Linked DNA regions of Mus musculus: region 1 is linked to region 2. Evidence: chromatin loops called from intact Hi-C (ENCODE). Cell type or tissue: left cerebral cortex. All regions are shown on one strand.

The links. Peaks named below come from ENCODE experiments on the same cell type or tissue, not always from the same donor. Only the 100,000 strongest peaks of a DNase experiment are listed, where the experiment ranks them.
Region 1: it touches region 2 in a loop (9-fold over the local background); 3 of 42 quality-filtered maps call a loop at or near these places.

Annotation. Positions count from the first base shown.
Region 1 is chr5:27,319,567-27,327,566 of GRCm38, forward strand. The region is part of intron 1 of Dpp6 (dipeptidylpeptidase 6); the gene reads left to right. Among named protein-coding and RNA genes, the nearest start is that of Gm52769, 180 kb to the right of the region's middle. In left cerebral cortex, no CTCF peak of the experiment used is centred here; DNase peaks (open chromatin) are centred at 26, 4,013, 4,796, 5,149 and 2 more places; H3K27ac peaks cover 447 bases.
Region 2 is chr5:27,199,246-27,207,245 of GRCm38, forward strand. All of the region lies in intron 1 of Dpp6 (dipeptidylpeptidase 6), which reads left to right. Among named protein-coding and RNA genes, the nearest start is that of Dpp6, 150 kb to the left of the region's middle. In left cerebral cortex, a CTCF peak has its summit at 1,927; DNase peaks (open chromatin) are centred at 1,555, 4,151 and 5,668; H3K27ac peaks cover 330 bases.

The DNA.
Region 1 (8,000 bases), 120 kb after region 2:
GACCCAAATCTGATACCCCAAGCCACAACTAAGGTTGTTGATTAAGTTGATTTCATAAAAGCTCTTTGACATATATAGGCTTTTACCTACCATAAAGATATCCACCTCTTCACAGTGATCTTTTGCAGAGTGTTCAAGCAACTAGAAAGGGCTGTGGTTGCTCACTTTCCTTTGATTGCTTTAAAAATAGCTATTTGTACCAACTCTGATTCTTTTGAGATTGTGCAGAAGAAAAGACATCCACGCAAGCTAAGCGTCTAACCTATTAAAACTGCTTCCCAGAAACAGGAACTGTTGCCCCCTAAAGACCAGCAGTAGACAGCTGGCACTGGACGACAGTGTTGGCTCTAATGTACATCCAGACTAGGAAGGTTACACCAAAGCTCTGGTGGCGGACAGCTGACTCTATGCCAATGACAGACAGGAGTCTGTGGCTCACAGGACAAACATCCTGTCCTCTTACCTCAGGCTTCTCAAGAAAAATTTTTTTGAAGAAAAGAAATCTCTTTACCAAAATTTCTTTCCCAATCACCATGCCCTCTGGGGTCAAGAAGAATTTCTGCCATCGTCTATCAGGTCTGAGCTCAGTCATCTTTGTAGTAATCTTTATTAACTGTGTGTCTGGCACTGGACTAGACACAGGATTCAAAGGCAAGAGCAAGTTATGGTCCTTGTAAGTCTGGGTATTTGCCCTGGCTATGGAAAGCCAAAAAAGCAGGGGGAGAACTTGAGCCAAGGTCATGACTGCAAAAGGGGCCAACCCCACCTGCATACGCTGTGCTGAGAACAGTCAGTGCAAAATGGATACAATTTAGGGAAAGTATTTTTGAAGTTAAAAAGTGTGTGTGTGTGTGTGTGTGTGTGTGTGTGTGTGTGTGTGTATGTTTGTGTGTGTGTGTGTGTGTGTGTGTGTGTACATGTATGCATGCTGCAAATGCCACAGCTTGCACGTGCCGGTTGGAGAACTACTAGCTGTAGAGAGTTGGTTCTCTCCATCCACCTTGCTGGAGTAGAGTCTCTCTTCTTGTTTCTGCCTTTCTGAGTTCCCCATTACTGCAGGTTACTGGCTCACAGACTTCTGAGAGAGTGCTCTGTCTCTGCCTTTCATCTCTCCACACAATCTGTTGATACTCACCACTACATGCAACTTTTTGTGGGTTCTGGAGATTAAACTCGGGATGTTGGACTTGATTGGCAAGTGTTTTCATCCACAGAACCTTCTTCCAGGACCAATATTTTAAAGATATTTTCAGTCTGCAGGTGATTGAATCCAAGGGATAAGATAGAAAGAGATGACTGTACTTACAGTGACCCACATGCCCATCAACAATGTAGGGGAATACCATTCCTTTTGCCTTCATACAGGGGCAATAGTCCAGGCAGGTTTGCTCTTGGTTGTGGTGGTCTTTAGAGAGGGAGTGGATGGAATCTTGGGAGTTTCTTTCCCAGTGCTCTGGTGGCCAGGCTACTTTTCCTATGGTCTTTTCAGGTAACTTATTCAAGCTATTATTTTGCTCTAATAGTACGTTTCCATAATCCTCCCCCACTGATTGATCAATGTAAGTTACTCATATCTCCTCCCTGTGAGACATCACCTGGAATATTGCAAACAAACCATGTTTGTGACGTGACCTTTCATCTGTTGCTGTTCACAGTAGCTCATGGCAATCTGAGAACATGGGCACAGTGTTGCTGGGAGTCAGTCTGAGAACATGGACACAGTGTTGCTGGGAGTCAGTCTGAGAACATAGACACAGTGTTGCTGGGAGTCAGTCTGAGAACATAGACACAGTGTTGCTGGGAGTCTGAGAACATGGGCACAGTGTTGCTGGGAGTCAGTCTGAGAACATAGACACAGTGTTGCTGGGAGTCTGAGAACATGGACACAGTGTTGCTGGGAGTCAGTCTGAGAACATAGACACAGTGTTGCTGGGAGTCAGTCTGAGAACATGGACACAGTGTTGCTGGGAGTCTGAGAACATGGGCACAGTGTTGCTGGGAGTCAGTCTGAGAACATGGACACAGTGTTGCTTCCTGGTCTTGCCTTTTTGTTTAGCATTTTCCTTTTTCATCATGTAATGAAATATTATTTTTATTTGATTTATGAAACACATCCCTTTCTTGTTTTCCCTGAGCTTTGTTATATTTATAACAAAGGGGGAGGGGGAGGGGGAGAAAGAGAGAGAGAGAGAGAGAGAGAGAGAGAGAGAGAGTTGTTTTGGGTGTCATTAGCACAGAACTTAAGTAGGAGGCAAATGATCGGAGTGATCTACTTGTCACAAACCCTGTTGCACTCTGGGTGGTGGTGGTGTGCGTCACTGATTTTTTTTTTTTTGGTCTCTGATTTCTCTGAGTTTCCTGGGTGGTGGTCTCACACATCTTTGTCAGTGATTCCTATGAGGGTAGTGATACCACTATGATTCTTTTGTCCTATGACTTTTCTTTCTCTGTTATTCCCATTCTGTTTTGTTTTGTGTTACTTAGCTGAAGGCTGCACAGTGCACACTAGTCTGTCACTGGCTTCTCATTTTACTGGTTTGTATTTGAAAGAGTTTTCTTTTTTCATGGTTTTCACAATCTTGCTTTTCATTATGTTGAAAGTTAAATCTGGGTATTTCCTCTGTGTTAACGGGACTCAGGTCAGTACTAAGCAAATGTATACTCAATTGCCTTTCACTTGTTGACTAAGGGTGTGAGAAAGAGATAGAATGCCATAGACCACGGGTCATCTCTAGAGTCACAACAGTGGAAGCAGTGACCAGTCTTCTCCTCTCAGGTTGGATGGAGCACTTGCCTGCAAATGTGTCTTCATATCAAATCCTACCAAAAGTCACTGAACTAAAGCAGAATTCAGAATGCATGCAGGAAGCAGGAGGAGGGCTGGAAGGACAGCAGGCACAACAGCCTCACAGTGGAGATAGGTGGGCCAGAAGTGACACACAGACATTGGCAGCTAAAGTTTTGTAATGAGTGAGATTTCACCTTATAGAAAACTTTACATTGTATTCCAGATGTTTAGAAATATGAATAAAATTTTATTGGCTTGGAATCCTACCCAAATAAAAGGAAAGACCCATCTTCCTCTGGGCTACCATCTATCTTAGATGTCTCATAAAAACATGGAATAATGGATCTTTGATCTTAAGATGTAAAACAAGAAGTTAAGATAGAAAGAAATTCATGGAAAATTAAACACACAAACACACACACACTAGTTTCTTCTGATCTCAAAGTAAACACGTGTAGTGTCTTTTTCATTAATGCATTATCTTTAGAAAGCGCTCCTGGTTTGTCGGAATTGAAATAAGATTCATTTAATCAGTGATCGGAGTTCATCTGTTAAATTGCAGCACTTTGCTCTCCATTTGTGAAATAATCTTCAGACTAATGAAGTAAGGTCAATTGCATGCAGTTTTATTCTAGCCAAATTGCTGTTAATTGCATCAAAGGCTTTGGTAAGGTCAATAAATGTTGGCTTTTTATATCCTCTCTTGAAAGTGGCAGAAAATAATCATCTTTTCTCAGTAATGCATTCAGGCCTGGGGCAGTGTGGAGCAGGAGGCCATTAGATTTGCATTACCTGATCGGAAAATGTTCCATTTTCAAAGAATTAGAGGAAAGACCTGAATTACCCAGTGGCTCCAGTGGGAACACCTTATCCTAAGTGCTCCTTTGTCATTGCACAGCAATGTCCCCAGTGGAGACACATGCCATGGTCCCCCTCCCCCAACCAACCCCCTTCCCCCCCACACACACCTATGTCTCCTGAAAGGTTCAAGGTAGATGGTGGACTTGGACTTTCTTCATTTTTGTGAGCATCTGACTAAAGGGGCCCAGAGCTTTCTTTCCTCTTGATTTTAATTTTCCTTGCCCTATCACATCTTTGAACAGCTTGGGGCCTAGAATCCTTACTAGGGACGGTGAGGGAATAAAGAGAGACACATGAACACAGAAACAGCAAAGCTGGGACCAGATGGCCTGTGCTTGCCCTGATGAGGGGAGGCTCAACACTCCAGAAGCACATTTATTATGCACACCTACACAAGGAAGTGGGTTTATTGCATACAGCTGAACAAGGGGGTAGGGCTAGCTGATTTGGGTAGGAGCAGTCTCTGTAGGGCAGTCTTCAAACCACAAACAGGGGAAGAAAGCTATGAGGTGGCATGTCATGGCTGCAAATCAGTTATTGCCACTGTTCGGGGATTAGAAATGTGCAGAAAAACCTGTGTTCCTGCCTGCCCTGGGGCAGGTGGGGCTTGAACTCCAGTGAAAATGGCAACCAAGAGAAAACCAGGCATGGAATGTGCTTGCCTCTCCCTTTCTCTGCTGCCTAATAACCTGCTCCCTATACATATTCAATGACCCCTCACCGTGTCTCATTCTTTATAGCACCTTTGAAATCCTACCTGTAAAGCCATTTGTCCTCTACCAGTGAACATGCTGAAGAGGGAGAGGAGGTCTGTTTGCCTGATCCCGTCAGCCCTCAGAACCATACCTGGCATGGAGAACCCTCAGGATCATTGTTGAGGAAGTGGGTGCACTTATGAGTGGAAATAGAGGGTGAGTTCTGGATTCTGTGTGACAAGGTCAAGTGGGGACATCTTAAACATGGGGGCTATCTCCTAGCACTGACACTCAAGTAAGACATGGTACACATGGCACCTTCCATTATGAAGGCATCAGTGCATCCCACACTTATACAATTCATGGGGAATATTTTTGGAAGCAACCAAAATGGTTCCTATGTAAACTCTACCGTGTGGCTCTCAGTTGTGCTAATTGAAGTAACATTTGGGGAACACTGTATTTTAGGACATATCTTATGGAACAGTGATCTTGGAGACATTAAATCACACACACACAGTGAATGGCAGGAGGCTAGATTTGACTTTAGGGAACCTACAGCTGGAACTGCATTCCAAACCTTGGTGTTGGCAGGTGCACACACCCAAACCTACTCAGTTACCTATTGTCAGAGAGGTAAGATGTGATTGGTCAAGGGCACAATTGACTGAAGAGTACAAACACGTGAATGGAAGCTGGGTGACTGGAATGGAATGGAGGCTGTAGGCAGACAACAGGACACTCTGCTTAGGTGGGCGTAAGTGCTGCAGCAGCTGCCCACAGCCCAGCTGCATGCAGAGGAAAGCTTACACTGCTGCTTGGCTTTGAGATGTGAGACTTTCAGTCAGTCTCCTCTTGGCTCGAGTTACTGTGCCAGTGGCAATCATTCAAGTGTAAGGACTGAAACTGGCATTCATCTCTTCTCAGGTTGCCATTTAGTTGTTGGAAGGCCAGGCTGTGCTAACTCAGTCTCAAAACATCTTCTGAGTGCTGAGTACCACTGTGCAGTGCAATTTGTGGACTACTACCCTCCTGCTTCTTGGAAAATAGCTTTCTGTGTCCAAGATCTGCCCTCATCTCCAGGTTCCTTCTTTTATCCCACCCGTAAATGGCTTCCCTTACCCTTTTCGTTTTATAGCATAAATGGCAGGATCAGTGTCACCCCTGGTGAACCCAAACCAGGTTAAGATTATCTTCCAAAGATGCAAACACAAGACTAGAAAACTTGCCTGGATGAGGCATAGCCAGAAGGGTGGGAAGTGCTGTTGACACCTTGGAAAAAGCCTTGATCTGCTTCTTTTTAGCAAGTATCTTTATGTCACATCTGTAGGCTCCAATCTATGTAAAAGGCCTGAACACACAGCAAGGGGTAAATGCCTTGATTTAGTTGGCCAGGCATTCACTAAGAGTCTGGCATGTGTGATCTATAATTGTGTCTCAGGGGAAAAACAAAACAACCCACTCAGTGATAGGGTGTAAATAAGTTAGAAGGAGACTTCAGAATAACAGGAAACAGCCTAATTCCCCTCTTTTCATGGCCAACTCTCCTGAATGAGAACAAATGAATGATTGGTAGCCTGACTGTGATGCCCCACAGCCTGACCTGTGAGGTCTAAATTGTTGCTTGGTTCCTAAACCAGGTTTCCAGGGCACATGGCTTGTCTGGGCACAATGGAGGAGCAAGGTAGGAGATAGCAGGTATCTGGCTGCCCATATATACTTATGTCTTGTGATCCATGAATGAAAAAAAGGTCTCTTTCCCAAATTTCAAAAAAAGGAGCCAGGAATCATCTGCCTAAACAAGACTGTTCCTACTGACTGGCAACATGGATTAATGGACTTCAGCCCACCCTTGCCATGGTCTGGGGAGACTGAATATCTCAAGGTTGCATGGTAGTGTGGATAGTATGGTCAAATCCTTTCCCATGTGGCCTTTCATTAGACTATGTGAGCCCAGGAAAAGGGAATGCGCCCACCTCCACAGCAACAGGTGTTTCAATTGATCTGAGAACACCCCTCAAGGGTGTTGATGATTGAATAAGGCTGGGGCAAGCCTGCATCAAAGATACTGACCTGAGCTGTGCTCAGGGCAAGCTTCAGCAGAGACTGTGGCTCAGGGCTTGCCCCAGCAGAAGTTGAAGATTGCTTTCAAGTCCTTATTAGATTGGAGTCTTCAGATAGAATCAGTTCAAGTAGCCTGGTCTCTGAAGGAAGGCTGACTGCTCTCTGATTGTGAGCAAATGAGAAGACATCTTGAAGAGCAATTTAAAGCACCTGCCTTCATGCTTCATGGAGGATTATTGGGTTGCCTTACTGGGAACATACAGTTTTCTGAGAGGAAGGCAAAATCTCATGGTTGGCCACTTCCCATTTATAGTGCTGATCACTGGGGCTGACTTGAAGGTATGGTGGGGTTAGGTGCTGATTCCCTGCCTCTCCTGGTGTCATCTGTCTCTCCCTGCTGACCTTGTTGATTTATCTATTGGTATATGGAACAAAGATGCTATACAGTTTAAAAATATATTACTAGGACAACAGAAGGAATCACCACTAATGCATTATTATGTGTGGTCAAATTCTAATGTGCAACCAGAAGCCAAGAAGACAGCTAAACCTAGAAAGGGAAGCTGCCAGCATAGCACAGAGAGGCCTCAGGAGTCTGTGCTAGTGCAGGTTCTGCAAGACAACTGGTATACCTGAGTCCCCATCATCCTAGGATGGAGCATGGAAGTTTGTGCTTATCCACCACCAGTTCTACTGTCTGCCTGAACAGATAGAATCAAGCTGTAAAGGTTGTCTGGGTTGTGCCCTGAGACCCCATCCCTTTCCCATCACTCTAAGGATCTCCTGGGGCTGGTCTTGAGGATGGAGTTCCTCTGCCTCCTCTGCCATGTCTTTCATATCCACACTGAAGTGAGCAATTGGCACTCAAGTCTCCACCACCCACTCCATCCTCTGCCTGTGTTTCTCTGCACCTTTTGCTTAGTTCTCATTTTTACCTCTTCTCTATTCTTTCATTCTGAGTATGAGCAGAACAGAAGGGGGAAGGATGCTAATGTGATGGATTAATATGGCCATCATCAGATATCTGTGTAAAGGGATGGAGCTTAGAGCCCAGCCCGAGGAGCAGTGCCCTGGGCATGCTGCCTCCTCTTCCCGGGAACTTCATTTTTCTTTAAGGACTAGGCTTCAGGAAAATGTAAAAATAATCCTTTAACTTGGTTTCACTATTTTTATTAAGTTAATTCTGGCTGATGCAGATCTGCATTGCGTTATATAAAAAGAGGCCTTCCGTTGACTCTTGTCTCAAAGGTCTCACAGGGCAAGTGGTCACCCTGCTCTTTTTACATGGCAGTGGCTTCTCCCTCCTCAACTGCTTAGCATACAGGAAGAAACAATTTCCAGTAAGTTTGAACCCATGAGGAACTTTGAGGGAGATTAGATGCTTTTTAACTACTCCATTCATTCATTCATTCAATTAAATTCATTCATTCTTCTTGAGGTAAAACACATATAATACAGAATGCAGTGTGTTAGCTACTTTCAAATGGTTTCATGCACCAAACATGTAGAATGCTGTGGCTATCACACATCCCAGGAGCTTCCCATCAGCCAGTCCCAGACACGGATACCCAGCACCTGAGCCTCTCTGTATT
Region 2 (8,000 bases):
GCTTTGAACCTGAACAATGTTGGAACCCTAGGTTCCTAATATAATCTTCTCTTCTCAGGGTTGTGGGTAGCTTCTGATGTTTGATGCAAGTCACACATGATCTTAGCACCACCATTCAGAACAGTAGTTCTACCAGAAAGCAGCACGAGCACTACCCAAGAAGCCAGAGCCAGTAGTACTCAAATTCCAGGGCTGGGCATCATCACTTGAAGGGAGATGATCACCATGACCTAGGCAGTGTCTCCTTCCCTTGTGGTCCAAGACACAGTAAAGGATGCTGGGGAAGGAGGAAGATCTGTCAAGAGTCATAATTCAGGGCTCCTGACACTATGTGTGAGCATGTTCTAAGTGTCCCAAAGGGGATCTATGCTCCTTGAAGGGCATCAGTTTGAAATGCCAGAATCACAGTGTTATGCAGCAGGACACTTTGGCTGGGATCTCTCAGTGAAACAGCAAGAATAGGAATAAGGAAAAGTAGTTCTACCAGAGAGCAGCATGAACCCTACACAAGAAGTTAGAGCCAGTAGTGCTCAAATCAGGCGGGTAGGCAGCATTGCAGAGCTAGGCACAAGGGTTGTGCTGACATCAGATGGTCAACACAGGCCTTGTGGCAAGATAAGTTCAATGGCCAATCACCCAATGGAGCAGGAGACAGAGCCAGTCAAGCACCCATAAAGACATGGACCTGAAGTCAGAGGGAAGCCCCAGCACTGAGTCCTTTCAGAGGCAGAGGGACTAGTGATGGGGAAAGAAGTACAGACAGTAGGTTCATTCTGAGTATGGTTCAGGTTCATTGAAAGACTTAGAAAGACTAATGACACACGTGAATTTTTACATCATTCTTGCCCTTTCTGTGATGCTTTTGCGTAGGTACCATTGTGGGAATTACCACAACTAACTTGCTCACATACCCTGAAGATTTTGAAATATGCCAACAGAGGTATCAGGAAAATTTATCATGAAACTGCCTGGTGGCCATGTGATAGGACCCCCATCCTCACCCAGCAGGTGACTCAAGATCCATTCATGTTGTATTTTGGATGCAGTGGCAGAAATCAGGACTGAGAATGAACCATAGTTGGATAGAACACAATGGTGGCATGAAAGGGAGAAGTGAGATACAATGGGTGCAGATGGAAACAGAATCCATGGATGCTTGTGAGCCAGCAAGGATGATATCCACAACAGTAAATAACAAAAGACACTCAGAGACAGGAACAAATAGTTGGTGATATCCTCTTACTACCCCCCCCCACACACACACACACACTCACTCACTGAGGCAGGGAGGAGATTTTGTGTGTGTGTGTGTGTGTGTGTGTGTGTGTGTGTGTGTGTGTGTGTGTGTTCTTTTTGTCCAGGCTTTTAATAGCCTTCACACATCACACCTGCATGGCCCACATTAAGCATCTGTTTCTCCTTCTTCGTTGGTGTCTTGATGCTGCCAAGCACAGGGAAGATAGGCAGCAGCCAGCCCAACACATCTGAGCTCAATTAAACACATTGCAGAAGGACTGCAGATGGAAATAAATGATGGGGAGTAGCAGAGAAGCCAGGAACCCAAAGTGCTGACATCTTGAGGAGACTCTCAAGTTCCTCTCACTATTTATGTGACAAATCACCAACCTTGTTGCTGGTGATAAAAATAAGGCACTGCCAGCCACTGTGTTTTGAAGGGGGAAAGTGGCTAAAATTCTCTCACTGAGAAGGAAACTGGTGTGAGAGGGAATCTAGAGAGAGAGAGGTCTGCCAGATGGAAACTGGAGAGCCCTGGAAGAGCTGGAAAGCATCCTTTGAGAAACAGAGAGAGTGGCATTTCTGATGATTTTGGGAGTAGAAGAGGTGGTTAGATGGGAGGGAGGGACTTCTGGAAGCATCCTTTGCCTTGCTGATCCAGTGATAACAACATAGCATCTTCAGTCTCAGCCTCTAGGGGCAGCACACCAGCAGCCTGTGCTTCATGTCTAGTCAGATAAGCAATGGCCTTTCTGCTATGAGCATGGCTGTGTTCACCCACAGTTCACACAGAGACTCCTGGCCTGCCTTAGAGATGTCACCTGCCCAGGTCACATCGTTTTTGTACATATGGGCCCCAGTCCATCTGACATCTGTTCTAGTACAAAGAAGGATTCATTCAGATTCACAGCTAGACAAAGCATGGCAGCGCTTTGTGCAGATGGAGACGAGCTCTATAACTTTCTCTCTGATTTCTCCACTCCAACCTACTTTTACCAGAGCAAATTTAACATGGCCCCAATGTAAGTATGAAAAATATGTATACAAATGGAAGTTAATCCTAAATGTATTAGCTTTAAAAAATTCTTTAGAATGTAATTTTTAACTTTGTGTGCTATACTAGTTAATGTTCTGGTTGCTGTGACAAAAACAACTGGATGAAAGAGAGTTTATTTGGGTTCATGATTCAAAGATACAGTCCATCATGGTGGGAAGGCGAGGAGGTAGGGGTGTGGGGCAGCTGCTCACATCACATCCTTAGGCAGGAGGCAGGGGTGTGAAGCAGCTGCTCACATCACATCCTGAGGCAGGAGGTAGGGGTGTGGGGCAGCTGCTCACATCACATCCTGAGGCAGGAGACAGAAGGATGCATTCTTAACTTCTACTCACTCTTTTTTTTTTAATTTAATTGTATTCCACAGCCCATGGGATGGTGATGCACATCTTCAGGGTAGTTATTCTTCCTCAGTTAAGTCTCTCTGGAAACGCCTTCATAGACACACCCAAGTGTCTGTTGACCCATTGCACATACTAATGAGATGTGCTTCTTTTAACAACAACAAAAAAAAAAAATACAACCTGGCTAAAAACTTGATGCTTCAGGACATAGGGCATTTTCGACACTTCTTAGAGTTAATCGATATTTTGATTGTATAATCATTAATGCTCAAAACACTGCTTTGAGTAAGTACACAGTACAAAATGGCAGAGATAAGTTTAGGGCTATTTTAGAAATGGTTGGAAAGTCTATCCTAATCCCAAACCAAAACTTCTTTTAGTGTTTTTATATGAAACTCAAGTCAGCAAATGAAACAGCAGTTTTTACAATCAACACACCACCACAAGATAACTAAATGAGGTGCTGTGTCTGGAGCTGCATACTGAGGGAGATGGTGGTGAATGCTGAAAGTTGTTGCTTTCTGGAAGTAAACCTCTGCTTCTAGAAGAGTGGAAAACCATGTGTAGGCACTAAAAGGCCTGCAGCTCAGAACACAGTCTCTTAACTCCAAGAGCATTCCCAAGGAGAGATGGTGTACACAGCATGGGTGCATGTTGTGTGCTCAGAATCAAGGCTGAAGTGATGCCATGTCTGCAGCACTGAGAAATGCTTCTAGAAAGAGCTTGGTTTCACTGCATGCTTGATTCTCCACTAACTTTTGTTTGTGAAGCAGAAACCTGTCTGTGTTACCCAGTTTTTCATGAATCTCTTTTTAGTTATATTACAACTGGGATAGCAATGCACACTTTAGGAAGCTTCGGTTTAGATAATGCATCTGCTATAAACCAAGAGGTTCCAAATGACCTTCACTGACTGCCAACAGCAGAAAGAGGCCTGGGACCATCCTCCCTGGTCTCAGAAGGAACCAGCCCTGATGTCACCTTTAGACTTCTAGTCCCTGGACTATGAGGAGAGTTTCCTGCTGAGGTCATCCTCTGGTGAGGTGTGCTACAGTGGTGAGGAAACCATACATTAGAGAAGCATCCAGCAATGCAAAGCAGAACATTTCCTATACAATAGGCATCGTGGCCAGGAATGCATAGAGAAAGGAAAGAGGTAGGTCTGACATACTGTGGAAATTTTTCTTGGAAGAATGAAGATGGCTTCTCAGGATATGGGAGGTTGAACTAGGAAGAAAGAAGAGAGAATGGGGTTGTTTCTAAACCCTTCACTGTCCAGTCAGCCCTTCACAGTGGGGTGACAGAGTGTAGGGGTACCCAATTAGAAGCTGAAAAGACTGCCACACCCATGGTCCTTTTCATGGTAGACTTCAACATAGACAGCAGCAGAAAGAAGGTGACAGGTGGGGAGCCAGACTGTTTGGTGGTGTGGCTCTGTGACTTTGCCATGGCCAGATGGAACAGCCTGGTTTGACAACCTGTGTGTGGCATGTGATGTTGGGAATCAGGGAGTGTTCCTGTTTCCATGACAATGAGATGCTGTGCCTCTGTACTAAGAGTTCCACAGAAAGATATAGGAATAATCAGTGACCTTTAGCATATCTCTATTTTTAGTTTCCTAGACACTTGTCCCCAAAGCTGCATTTCTCTTCCTGGATCACGAAGCCCAGATGGTTCTCAGTGCGTTTGCTTGAGGCATCTATTTCTGGATCTCCAGCCACACCATTAGCTGGGGACTTTGTCTGTAATCCCTTACCTGGGCACACCCTGGATTCACATCCTATCCTCTACCCCCAGACAGACTGTCTGGAGATCTAGCCTGTTGGAAAGGGACAGCAGGGGTCTGGGTCATTCTTTTCATTTAATAGGTGATAAAGTTACAAGAGACAGGTAATAGGGTCATTCACAATGACTGATCTACGCATAGAGATGCCAGTAATGTGGGATCACACATCACCTAGGGCTTCTAATTCCTAATCTATCTCTTATGTGCGAAATGGGAAGTTTGAGCTCCCCAGAGTCTTGACTGGTAATCCAGACATGCCTAGGCTGTAGTTCTGTCTCCCCAAGGCCTCAGGTGAGCTGGCCTCACAATGACCCACAGGAAGACAGTGTGACCTGCTCTTACAGGCCCAGGGCCCAGTTCCCCAAGGCTGATTCCCAAGACCCTTTTAGAAACAGGCCGGCCTCAGTGCTGCCCTTTACCTTTCTGAAAACCTCTGCCGTGGGGGCAAGAAGGTCAGCCACTAGTGGGTCCTACACATTGGGCTTCTGATGTCCTGGAAAATGCTCTAGATTTGATTTGTATGCCATAGAACTCAGGCATCTGAAGTATTCAATTCAGAGTTTAAAAGTAGACTCACGTGGTGCACCAACCATTACCACAATCAATTCTAGGACTTACACAAGAAAGAGGTTGGGGCAGTAAGTGGTCACTCTCCTGCCCCTGTCCCAGAAGCTGGCCATCACCCATCTTCCTCTATGAATTTGGTGACTACTGGGCATTGCAGAGGTGGACCCATTCAAAGGGTCCCTCTCTTGCTTGCTGTCTTCAAGAAACATTCTGTTTCTACAGTATGAATGAGAATATTTTCCCCTTTATTGTCAAGTTAGCATACATTCAGAGAATACCTTTCCACATAGGCTACCTACCTGCTCCTCTGTATCTTGGACAGTCATTCACTCTCTGTGCTGAGTGAAATGTCACCTTTCAGTTCTCTTCAGCTGGAACTACAGGCAGTGGGTGTGGGCTCCCCTGACACCCACGTTGTCAGGTTCAGTTCGATTGTCAGGGTAGTTCAGTTTCAAGGATTCCTGGGTTCCTTTTTAGTATTTTCCTGCAATCACAAAAAACTCAGTGGCCTAATAGATGTGCAGGCTACTAGGAACATAAGAAAAATAATAATGGAGCGCCCAGCCAAGTTTGCTTGCTCAGTGCCTATGAGTTCTCTCCTAGATCCCTCTTCTTCCAAACCCACGAGCTCTGGAATCTCTCTTCCTGTGGAGCTTAAAATGACAAAAGAGGATTTTAAAATATCACTGCTGAGGGGGGTGGGTGTCAGTATAAAGCTTGGCATGAATCAAATCCAAGGCCGCTGACAGCCTTTCAGATGGTGTGCAGCAGGCAGAGTGCAAGAGCTTTCTTCTTTTCTGCCTGCCACCTTTAAGCCTGCCCTACAAGTGGCTGTCTCTGACTCCAGGCCTGAGAATTGTTCAGAACACCTAGAGGGCTTTCTTTGTGTCTGGTTAGCGTGGCTGTACAGGTCAGCACAAGGAAAGCGGTGGGGGAGTGAGCAGTGACAGGAGAAGCAGACTCTGAGATACAGGTCGTTCATTTTAACCCAAAGCGCTCATTTCACCCAGGACAGGATTAAAAGGACTCAAGGCACCCATGGAGTCCACCAGACTGAGTTAATGGGCACAGCCTCAGCCAGGTGCCTGCTTTCATGAGCTCACCCTGTTTATTGTCTAGCCTCCTGCCATGTTCTGGTCTGAGCCCCTCAACCCCAACATTCTTGTCATCAAACTCTCCTCTTCCCCCTTTCTCTTCTGCTTCTTTTCCCTTTCTTCCCTTCCCCCTCTCCTCTCCTCTCCTCTCCTCTCCTCTCCTCTCCTCTACTCTCCCATTCCCTTCTTCCCCTCTGTTTTCTCTCCTTGCTTCTTCTCTCCTTAAGATGACATCAATGTCATCCTAGCCCAGTCAATCATTCTAAAATCTGTTTTTCTCCTGAATATTCAGGCACTCTGTCCTTATTTAAAAAAAAATCATTATAGGGTATGGAAACAGTACCTCGTTGTGCACTAAATTGCGGGTGGGGAGGGGGAGGTTGGGAGCATGGAAGAGTCTCATCTAGAACGGCCCAGCCTATAGGTCCACATGGCATCAGAGGCATGTTTTCAGGCAATAGGAGAGCAGAAGGGGATGTCTGATTTCCAGCCTGCCTGACTCTCATATGTGAGAAGATCTAGAACACTCTACACTGACTTTCCCTCATCAGAAGGAAAGCTCTGGATCCCACGAGGACTTTGCAGGTGTCTGCGGCATCTTCCTGTTCCCTGAGAGATGTGTTATCTGATGTTTTTAATAGCATCATCTGCTGGTGAGGGTGAGGCTCTGAGCTGCAGCATTGATCTTGTCACTTTGGGGAACAGTTTGATATTTAGGTTATAAATAGCATTTTCATTGCTCTGTTACCATGTTCAAGACTCATTTGACATCTGAGCCAAATAGTATAATTTTCTTATCAAATATGAAGATGTACAGTTTTCCTGAGGCCTGAACTCAAGCTTTCTGAGGTTATATTGACAGGTACTAAAGAAAGAGCTTTGCTGTGAAGCCATCATAATTCAGAAGGGCTACAGCGCTTCTCTCCTGTAGAAGGAAATGGAGCCCTCACTGAGTCGATAATCACTGGTGAATATTTCCTAAGCCCTATCTCTAATCCAGCCACAGAGACTTAGGTCTTGTGACAACCTGATGAGGAAATGGCATACTCACTGCTGTGTCACAGTGGCAGACCAAAGCGAGGGGCACACTACCACAGGGCTACAGGGAGCAGGGCTGAGGCCAGAACAGGAACCAACTCCTCTACTGGGCCTTGCTGTACACTAACCACAGGCCGACACACACAAATTTCTCTTTGACGCAAGCAGCATAAAATTGGATTGCTCTCGTAAGCAACTGCCAGTCCTTCTGGAAGAAGTGCGTGTCTCTGTGAGGTCAAACCAGTTAAACATCAGGTCTGGCTAGAATTTTGTCTTTTTAAAAAATTTTCATTTGTTTGTTTTATTTACTTAAGTGTGTGTGCCATACTGTGATGCTTCCACAATATTGTTCCCAGGGATCAAATCAAGTTTCTAGGCTTGATGCCTGGTGAGTCTTCACTTTTGCCAGCAAGCCAGGAAGGTTTCCAATTCATGCTTTCCCATTCTCACTTGAGGCAGAGCTTGAAGTCATTTCATGTGGTCCAGCTTAGAAGGAATATCATTTCCTAATTGAAATGAGAGCCCCGAGTTTTTCAGGAAAACTGTGACACTCCCCGAGAGGCATGCCTGGTTAAAGTCACTGGATTGAATTTTCTTCTCATGCATGTGTGTCCTGTGGTGTAGAAGCCCTGAGAGTTCCATCCAGGCTTGCCTTGTGATCTTTAAAAGATCACAGGTTATCCTCTAGTATTTTGCTTCTGTGTGTAGCTGTTTCTGTCCCCTGGCTTTACTCTTGCCTCTGAGTCCCACAATGGCAAGGGCGCCCAACCACACACCGTAGATTCGTCCCTTATATGTTCAGTCCTGCGTGCATGAGAGGGTGTCTGAGTAAGGTCCATGGTCCAGCACTCTACAAAATGTTTCTTCTGGTAGAACAAGAA